Linked DNA regions of Homo sapiens: region 2 is linked to region 1. A link is a loop called in an ENCODE intact Hi-C map of the cell type or tissue named here. Cell type or tissue: HepG2. All regions are shown on one strand.

The links. Peaks named below come from ENCODE experiments on the same cell type or tissue, not always from the same donor. Only the 100,000 strongest peaks of a DNase experiment are listed, where the experiment ranks them.
Region 2: it touches region 1 in a loop (2.4-fold over the local background); 2 of 110 quality-filtered maps call a loop at or near these places.

What each region holds. Positions count from the first base shown.
Region 1 is chr4:107,805,231-107,810,230 of GRCh38, forward strand. No RefSeq gene overlaps it. Among named protein-coding and RNA genes, the nearest start is that of SGMS2, 17 kb to the right of the region's middle. In HepG2, no CTCF peak of the experiment used is centred here; no DNase peak of the experiment used is centred here; H3K27me3 peaks cover 438 bases.
Region 2 is chr4:107,861,567-107,866,566 of GRCh38, forward strand. All of the region lies in intron 2 of SGMS2 (sphingomyelin synthase 2), which reads left to right. CYP2U1-AS1 (CYP2U1 and SGMS2 antisense RNA 1) reads right to left here. Exons shown (of 7, transcript NR_125929.1): 7 at 1,913-2,880. Among named protein-coding and RNA genes, the nearest start is that of SGMS2, 39 kb to the left of the region's middle. In HepG2, no CTCF peak of the experiment used is centred here; a DNase peak (open chromatin) is centred at 2,435.

The DNA of each region.
Region 1 (5,000 bases):
AGCCATCCTGTTTGTTCAACAACCATTGTCTCTTGCCTGGTCTGTCACAACTGCCTCCTCATTTATCTCCTGCTTTCACTCTTACCACAATCCATTTTTTTCCAACAGTAATCTTTTGAAAATGTAAATCAAATCACATCATTCCTTGCTTAAACATCATCAATAGGAAATGGAGAGAAACTGCTTACTAAGTAAGAGTTGTATTTGGAGTGAAGGCATGTTTGCAAATTAGATAAAAGTGGTGGTTGCACATACCGCAAAAGTACTAAAAGCCACTGAATTGTTCACCTTTAAATGGTTAATTTTATATTACATGAATTTCACCTCAATCAATTTTTAAAAACGCTTTGATGGCTAGTCATTGCATTTCTTACTATATAATTAGGTGTAGATTTGGTTGCAAGTTTTAGAAAACCCAAAATAATAGGGACTTAAACAACATAGAAGTTTATTTCTCTTTCACATTAAAAAAAAAAAACCCTGAGAATGGCCCTTATCAATAGTCAGATAGGATGTACATGGAGTGCAATGAGGTAAATATATTTGACTGAGGGACTGAGAACACCAATCAGTGCTATTCTCCATGACATAATCCCAGACATAAGTTACAGGATAGTGCAGTGTCAAAAAAAAAAAAAAAAAAAAAAAAAAAAAAGGACAGCAGCCTAGATAAATAAGGCTCTGGAATCAAATTCGTGACAATTACTGGGGTCTCCTTCACTGGGGCTACCACAGCAGCAGAGACACATCATCTGATGATTGGGGGTGTCTGTCACTCTCTTAGCCAACCCTTGGGGTTCATTCCTCCCAAATCATCATCTCCTAAAAAAAGAAATTTTTTTTCTATTTATTATTCAAATGTATTATACTTTATAAAAAAGAAAAATGCTGAGATGGTCTTTCAAAACCATTATTTAGGGGTAGAAACTGCCAAAACAATACAGAAATCAGAAGAGAAAGAGCAATAAAATTTTCCAGTTTGGGAAGGGAGAAAAACACAACGATAAAAGCATTCCTTTGCCTTTTTTCTCTGCCACCCAAGTTCTATTTGTACTTGACAAGACCAAACTAAACTTTTTTGCCTTGTTAGGAACTGCAAGGATTTTTCCAAATCTTTTTTTCCCAGACCACAACAGACCTCTTTCAGTATAGCTGGTTGATTTCAACTTTTCACCTTAATCCCATTGGATTTCTCTCCCCCGTTTTCTCAAGAGAATGTCATTTGAGTACATATTTCAGTGCCAAAAGAATGAGGGAAATGTTTTGGTTGGATTTTTTTTTTCTGTTGAGACAGAGTTTCACTCTTGTTGCCCAGGCTGGAGTGCAATGGTGTGATCTTTGCTCACTGTAACCTCTGCCTCCCAGGTTCAAGTGATTCTCCTGCCTCAGCCTCCCAAGTAGCTGGGATTACAGGCATGCACCACTGCATCTGGCTAATTTTTTGTATTTTTAGTAGAGATGGGACTTCACCATGTTGGCCAGGTTGGTCTCGAACTTCTGACCTCACATGATCTACCTGCCTCGGCCTCCCAAAGTGCTGGGATTACAGGCGTGAGCCACTGTGCCTGGGCGAATATTTTTATATCACTAATTACTGCTCAGTGAGGCTCGGATGCTCCAGTATAAAAACAGATTCCTTCTTTCAGACATGTTTTCATTTGGCCAGAACTCTGCATCCATCTTTCTGTTGTTGCAGTGGAAGACTTCATGGGAGACAATCTCAAAGAGTTTCAAGGACTAAGGAATTGCCTTATTAAATGGTGGTATCTCAAATTTTTTTTTTGCTTCATTGACTATTTCATTTACCTCCCTAATATTTCTGCAATTCTAAGCATTTCTGTTCATGTAAAGTAAGAACAGTGTCTCAGTTAAGAGCATGGTCTCTGAAGCCAGCTGCTTAGTTGAAGCCTGGCTAAGAAAGCTGTACAATCTTGAGGGCTCCCTCAGTTTCCTCATCTTATTGAGATGTAGAACTGAGATATGCCAAGCACATTCTAAGTGCAATGTAAGTGCTAGCAATATCCAAGAGTTAGGTATACACTTGTTGCTGTGGATCATATGAGGCAAGACTGACACCATCCTGCCCATATGCAGCTTATTAAGGTTTAGGCAAATTACTTAACATAGACTTGATTTAATTATTTGTAATAAAGTGTCTCTCTCACAAGATTGTTGTGAAAATCACGAGATATGCCAAGAAACATGCTTAATATGAGGTATGGTGAATATTAAACACTCAATGAGAACTGATATTGTCTGGCAAGAAAAGCGGATAATTAAACAGCCTTAGAAATGTAATTATAATAGAAAAAGTTCAGGGTGCTAAAGGAGCACCCACCAGGATATCTAAATTGAGTCCTGATAAATAAGAAGGAGTTAGCCAGATAAAGAAGAAGGGAAAGAGAGGTTCCAGAAAAGGAGGCCAGAGAGCCTCACCATTTTAGATGAACTAAAAGAAGTTTAACACAGAATGGGAGCTGGGAATAGCAAAAGAAAAAAATGAAGTGGTAGACAGAAATCAAGTTATAATAAACATTTTAAGCTACACTCGCAGTTGTATTTGATCCTGAGAAATAGGAGAAACAAGAAGCTATGCAATGGGCTTAAGCAGGATAGTGATAAAACCAGAAGGCACAGAAGGCATCTTAGAGTCTGGTGGCCACAGAGAGTGGAATGGAATGGAGGGGACCAAAACTGGAGGCTGGAGATGCCTTCAGAAGCTGCTGTTGATCCTAACTGAGAGATGGAAGGGGGCACTTGGGCAGGGTAGTGACAACAGGTGGAGACCTAGTATCCTTCATCAGTCACGCTGCTTTGCTGAGCACTTCACATCTTCATTTGAAATGTCCCCTTTTTTTCTTATATGTACAGAGTTCACTGTGACTGTTTCTTTGGTTCAGCTATTCTCTGTAGTGAGGAGTATTATTTGTCCTCCTGAAACTTCAAAAATGTGATACCACTGCTGCAGGTGCTGGAGGAGCATTCACCCGTGTTTGCTGGCTTCGGTGCTTATTATCTCCCACAAAGAGATTATCTCCCACAGTTTTATTTTCCTCAATTCTTTTTTTTTTTTTTTGAGATGGAGTCTTGCCCTGTTGCCCAGGCTGGAGTGCAGTGGTGCAATCTCAGCTCACTGCAGGCCTCCGCCTCCTGGGTTCAAGTGATTCTCCTGCCTCAGCCTCCCGAGTAGCTGGGACTACAGGCGCATGCTGCCACACCCAGCTAATTTTTGTATTTTTAGTAGAGACGGAGTTTCACCATGTTGGCCAGGATGGTCTTGATCTCCTGACCTCATGGTCCACCGCCTCAGCCTCCCAAAGTGCTGGGATTACAGGCGTGAGCCACCGCACCCAGCCTATCTCCCACAATTCTTAATCAGATGTTGTTTAAGCATTGTACCATGGGTTTTACATGCTGCTGTCTGAAGCTGCCCCCAGATATGCCATGTGACCAGCAGTGACGCAGAGATGATTAGGACCGTAGTTTTCTATCCAGAAGGTTAATGTTTTACCTTACCTGGAGGAGGAGTACAAGTACTTCTTCAAAAAATCAAATAATGAGTTACAAATGTCTTCACCACCTGACCATACCCTATCAAACAATTTTTTTAAATTCCTTGGGAATGACTTGGCTGGTGGGGGACAGGAAGAGTGTAAATTAGCTCTTTCATGGGAGCCCCACCCCCTCTAAGCACCGACTTCTTCATCAGAGTACAATGTGACTTGGCATAATCCATATAGAGGTTATGAGTTGTAATAAGATTAATGAGCAATAACTAGTTTATTTAAATAAAGAAGAAATGCCATGTTAAAGGTCATTGACCTTAACTGTTTTTCTCATAAAGCAATATGGGATTTGCAGACGAGAGGATTTATGGTTTGTTTTGTTTTTATTTTTGTCCAATAGATACCCTGGGAAGAATGACCTCAAGCAAAATTGTAAGTAAAGGAGGTGAACTTAGCATTTCCTACTTTACTGTTCGCTTTACTCTTTGCTTTCCCAGCCTTCAACTAAGACAGGCCCAGTCCCAGGGAAGCAAAGATGATCACGGACTCAGATGGCAAGAAGAACCTGCTGAAAAACATGGATTTGGGGTCATGAAGATAACAGAAGGAAGTGAAAGTCAGAGCCAATTCAGTTGAGATCAATGTCCAATCTGAGTGCCATGAACAGCAGGTCTTCCTCCCCTTCTCCTCCCTTCTGACCCTCCCGTGTGCAACTTAACAGGTAACTTCACAAACTTCAGATTTGTACTGCCACTACAACAGCAAGCTTTGCTCCATGTCACTAGTGCCAAAAAGACCTTTGGTCACTACTAGATTAAATCGTATCATTACTTGGAACTGTGTCCAGTCCAAAACAATAAACTTGTAAATCTCCCTCTTTCTTTCTCTCTCTCTCTCTCTCTCTCTCTCTCTCTCTGACAACAATGTCCTCAAATCTACACTTCAAGTTCACATGGAGACTCGGTCCTTATCCCTTTCCCAAACCCCCCAGTTTCCTCCTCCCCTTCATGGACTTTGTAGTCTAACCTGAATTCTCTCCCCTCACTGAATTAAATTTATTAGGTTTCTACTTTATACCATTGTTCTAGACCAGTTGTTCTCAACCTGGTTGTACACTGGAACCATTCGTAGAGCTTAACACACACACACTGTGAGTAGTCCCCACCTAGAGATTCTAATATAATTGGTTCATGGTGCAGCTTAGGTATAAGAATTGTTAAAGCTCTCCAGGTGATTCTAATCCACAGGTAAGATTAAGGAAAGCAGGTACTGATCCAGGTGCTGAAGATATATAAATAAAAAGACAACTAAGGAAGAGTCCATATTCTAACAAGCTCAAATTCTATTCCTCTTCTTATTATCAGCTGCCTGAATTTTTTTTTTTTGTTTGTTTTTGTTTTTGATACAGAGTCTTGCTCTGTCACCCAGGCTGGAGTGCAGTGGCACGATCTCGGCCCACTGCAACCTCCACCTCCCATGTTCAAGCAATTCTCC
Region 2 (5,000 bases), 56 kb after region 1:
TAGCCAGTTCTAGATAATGAGGGTACTCTTTTCTTAAATCTGTTATGGACTTTGGTGGAATTCAAGAATTTTTTAATATGGAAAGATTTTTTTCCTTAAATATGCCTTTCAAAAAGAAAAATATTTTGGAGGAGATAAAGGATTAACATGTTTAAGTTGAAAATCTTTGCTAAGTAAACTCATATACCCATTTTATAGTTGTTAAAAAAGTGAAGTAATTCATATCTATTTGATTTTTAATAGTTCTTACAAATATCAGGATACTGAAACCCCAAGGTAAGGATGAATATTATTGGATGAAAGGAAGAAAAAATAAAATTTTCTAAACAACTTTTGTATCCTCCTGTTCATAAACATTTAATAAATCTAGAACTCAGGACTGTCCCACTAAGATTAGGAGTAACATTTAAGCACACCCTTACATCTTATTTTCTTGTTTCTATAGCAGGCATGTCCTCTGACAAGAAGAGCAAAAACGAAAGAAACAACAACAGAAATCCCAGTATTGGGGTGGTGGTGGGGGCGGCTTTTCTAAAACCACTTTTCTTTCTCTGAGTATTTAACGCATAGAAATGACTGGGAAAGTAGCGGAGACCTAAAATAATAGAGGAAAAGCCGTAACTGTCGGAGAATGTATATGGAATGCAAGCCCACAGTGTTTTGTTCTAGATTTTTGGCTCCTAGAGTAACCCAGGCACACATGCTAACTTAAATTTGAAGATGAAGGTTAGTAAGGTGACTTTAGGCCAGCTTTGCTATATATTTGTATTTATGACGGTATTGGAGGGTGAACCTCCTTGATTCCGAAGCTACTTATATTGTGCTAATCAATTCTTGTTATCAAAGAAAAGGGACAGATATGCGAATATGTGAAAGAACTAATTCTTTTAAGGATGACAAGTAATTTCCATGATACTGTATAACTCTTTTCCCTTTTATATGTAAGAACCCTGTAATTAGCTTTGTCTTAAAAGTTTTTTTTCAAAACTCTGTAGGAAAAATAGTAGCCTATATTTCAGCTACAAAGGACCTGTTTATTCTGTGTACAGCATAGTGCCTTTTGAATGCTCCTGACTTAAAGAGAATGACTGAAGGAGCCTCTACCAAGAGTGAGAAAGTGGGAAAGAACACTGTCAAGTTTAAGCACTAAATCAGCAGTCTAGTGTTGGGAGGACGTCGTGCTGAATAGATTTCTGCCTTATATCCGACTGTACCTGTGCCTGAGTTGTCTTCATCCTGCCAAACACAAACAAGTTGCTAGGCAACAGGAGTGATTCAGATGTTCTGAACACCTCACTGAATGAAATGTCTAACCATGATGTTTCCAGGAAATGCCGCCTCTACAAGTCACTGGGCAGCCTGATAAACATTTGCATGTGCCCTGAGGTCAAGTGACCTAGAGCTTCTCGCTTATGTGTTATAAGGTGGGGCCAGCTAATGTTTGGAAGAATGCCACCTTACTGGGCAAACATGGATAGTTTTCATGCTCCTACATGGTAACTGTGAGGAGGAAGAGTTGGGGACAGGACTGGGAGAAGTGCAGTCTCTCCCCAGAAGAACTCACCAGGATGGAAATCCATTGCCCTTGGGTCACATCTCTAATTGTAAAAATAGCCCAAGATCCCAGAAAATCACAACATAGCATGGTTCCAGGAGCCTGGACTCAGATGCGTTCAAATTCTACCTCTGTCACTTGTTACATTTCTAACTTCATACCTCAGATAGGGGTGGTAATGGTGACTACCCTATACAGTAGTTGTGTGTATTAATGTTAGCATTTGGGGAACACTAAAACTGGCATCTGTCATAAACTCTGGGAAAGCATTAGCTTGCTCGCCATGCTCTAGACAGCTCCTTGAGAGGTGGGGGCTGAATTGTGAAGGAATGAAGAAGAAGAGAAGTGAGATCTTTTCCAAGGATGTATTTATTCTTTTATGATTTCAAGGACTGCAATCATAGAAATTTTAACCATAACATCATTTAAGAAAGCTCTTCAAGGTCTTTCAGCACTGCATACTTTGAGAATTATGTATCAAAAAATGACCTCAGGGTTATGCAGCGGAAAGGCCATGCGATCATGGAGCATTGCTTTAGGGCTTCCAGTGGATATGTAATGCTCTGAAGCTAGATATGGGTTTTTGCTTTACTGTTTTTTCCTTCTGTTATATCCCCCTTTTTATATAAGATATAATAAAAATGCAGTCACAAAAAGTAAACCACAGTAAGTCAGATGAAATGTTTGGGCTCTGTGACATATATGGAAACCATATTTATACAGACACATTAGTGACTCATTTAGGAAAAGAAAGGTACCTGAAGCTCTCTGGGAAAGGGTAAGATAATTCTGGTGTCTTTGAGTGTGTGGGCTGCCACATTCATTCAACTGCTATTCTAGGGCTGGGCTGCAGGTTCTTGGCTAGTGGCCAGGAACACCAACACAAACAGGACATGGACTCTATCCTTGCAGCTCATAACCAGCAGAGGAGATAGCCCTGTGTTAAGCAGTGAGCTTTTAAAACCCTGTGCTGGGCTGAAGAGATGTGTAGGAGCATAGGTATGGGGAGAAAGCCAATGGCATTCAATCTCAATCTGATCTTTAAGAGTTCTAAGTTCGCTTGAATTTATCTTTGCAAGGGAAATCAGAATGTTAGAGAATTGTGTTGGGAATGTGTCACCACATGCCAGGCTAGTGGCTCTGCAGTTCCTGAGCAATGTTTTGTAGTAGTGACTAAACCCTGCTCTGAGGAAGTGGTGACATTAGGAGATGCAACGGAGAGTAAAAGTAGTTGGAACCTTTCTTCCTGAACTTGCAGAGTCTCTCTCTCTGGTTCTGTCTTTGCTGACTGAGAGATGGTGGTGTTTCCCAAGGAAGTAGTTGGCCTGAAAGTCAAAAGGATGAAAAGGATTGGGGAGTGACTCTCAGAGTTGCCTCAAAAGCCAGTCATAATAGTTAATTTTGAATTAGGTAGAAACTCTGGTCAGTTGTACAACATAAGTACATGACGTTTTATTCAACAGCTATAGAGATTTCTTTAAAAATATGTGTTTTTAATTGACAAATAAAAATTGTATATATTAAGGTGTATAACATGATATAATGATTTATTTATTGCCAAAATAATGGCCTAGTGTCTTAAGGTTAACTTTTCAATCTCTATAAAAAGTAAAGGAGAAAGCCCGTTGAACTGTAAAATTTTCCAGCTTTCCTTGAAGTCACAATATATAAAGTGCTTCACTGAATTTAATGTTGAAGGTAGAATCCCTGTTTTATATGCAGTCTTATGCCTTGAATAACTTCCTATAAGTGTATGTTGGTTTGGGGAAAATGCATTTAAGTTTGGTTTATTTTATAAAGAGCCCAGAGGTTTTTCTATTTTATTACCATTTACATGAATTTAAGTTCTCTATCTTTCATCAGGTATCTTTATGTTACTTGGTGGAAAACTGTATTAACATTATTCATAAAATATTACTGAACAAACATAACATTTTCAAAAACAGCCATAAATAATGCCTCAAGTGATTCAAATAAGCTTCGATAGAATTCACGTTGTTTATATTTGTTTGTTCCAAGAAGCATTTGAGATAGGAATTTATAGTTTTAATGAACAAAGTTCTAAGACATAATCAGCTGCTTTCTCAAAGCTATCTGGCTTAGGAGTGTATGTCATGTATGATGTTAAAACTGGAATAGTCTGCAACCCAGAAAAAAATACACAATCTGGGATTGCTAATCTTTTACGAGAGAGGTCTCATCTAGCTTAATACTGTAAATTGTCTACCTTTAAACATTAATGCTAATGGAATTTATAGTTTAACTTTAAATCAAAATATGCAATTTCAGATTACTTGGGATATTATTATATTTCAATTTTAGGTATTTTGGAAAAGGCCTTTTAAAGTACCAACTATTTATAAACACTAACCAGTTTATACTAATTGGTATTACATTATTTCCTAATTTTGAATCTGCATCTGTATAATGGTCAGTTAGAATTATAAAGCAGAATACTTTTTTATATTCTTTCATGTTGGCCTCTGAGCTCACCCAATAACTTTTCTATTGTTTACCTTCTAATTAACTATCTCTTGTTCTAGGGAATATGACCTTTCAGCTACAACTTTATAAAATTATTTTCATTAGCTTTAATGCCTTATTTCTTCTCTAATAAACCTGAATCAGGAGCTCTTCATTAAGATCTTATTTAATTGGTTTCAGTCCTGGTGGAAATCCCCCCACCCCCATAGTCTCCTCTTGTTCCATTCAGATGCCTTAAGTAGTGACTAGAACCTAATGGGTGATTCTTCCATGAATTTATTTTCCTTTTCATGTGGCTTATTCTGACTGTGTGATTGCCACAAGAAATAAAAGTATAAGATCAACCATAATATGCCAATGGCCAATCATTTAGCATAGCCCCTTATTTGAGAATGTGATAGGGGTAGGACAGAAGAAACTAAGGACCAAGGAGATTGCATTAATTCTCATCAAGTGGCAGAGTCAGGGTTAGAACCTGGATTTTAGGATTCTAAGATGTTACAATGTACATTTGACCTGAGTTTAATTTGCTTCTGAGATTAGCAAGGGCATGTTGTAGGGGCCATGGTTATTGAATAAACTTTTGTTATTGATTAATAGTAAATTCACATGGATGTGTTATCCACAAATTATCTACATCAAGCTAAATAAAAATACCAAGTTAAAAAAAAACTCTTGGCTGGGCATTGTGGCTCACACCTGTAATCCCTAGCACTTTGGGAGGCCGAGGTAGGTGGATCACCTGAGGTCAGGAGTTGGAGACCAGCCTGGCTAACATGGCAAAACCCTGTCTCTACTAAAAACAGAAAAATTAGCCAGGCGTAGTGGTGTGCACCTGTAATCCTAGCTACTCAGGAGGCTGAGGCAGGAGAATCGCTTGAACCTGAGAGGCGGAGGTTGCAGTGAGCTGAGATCGCGCCATTGCACTCCAGCCTGGGTGACAAGAGTGAAGCTCTGTCTC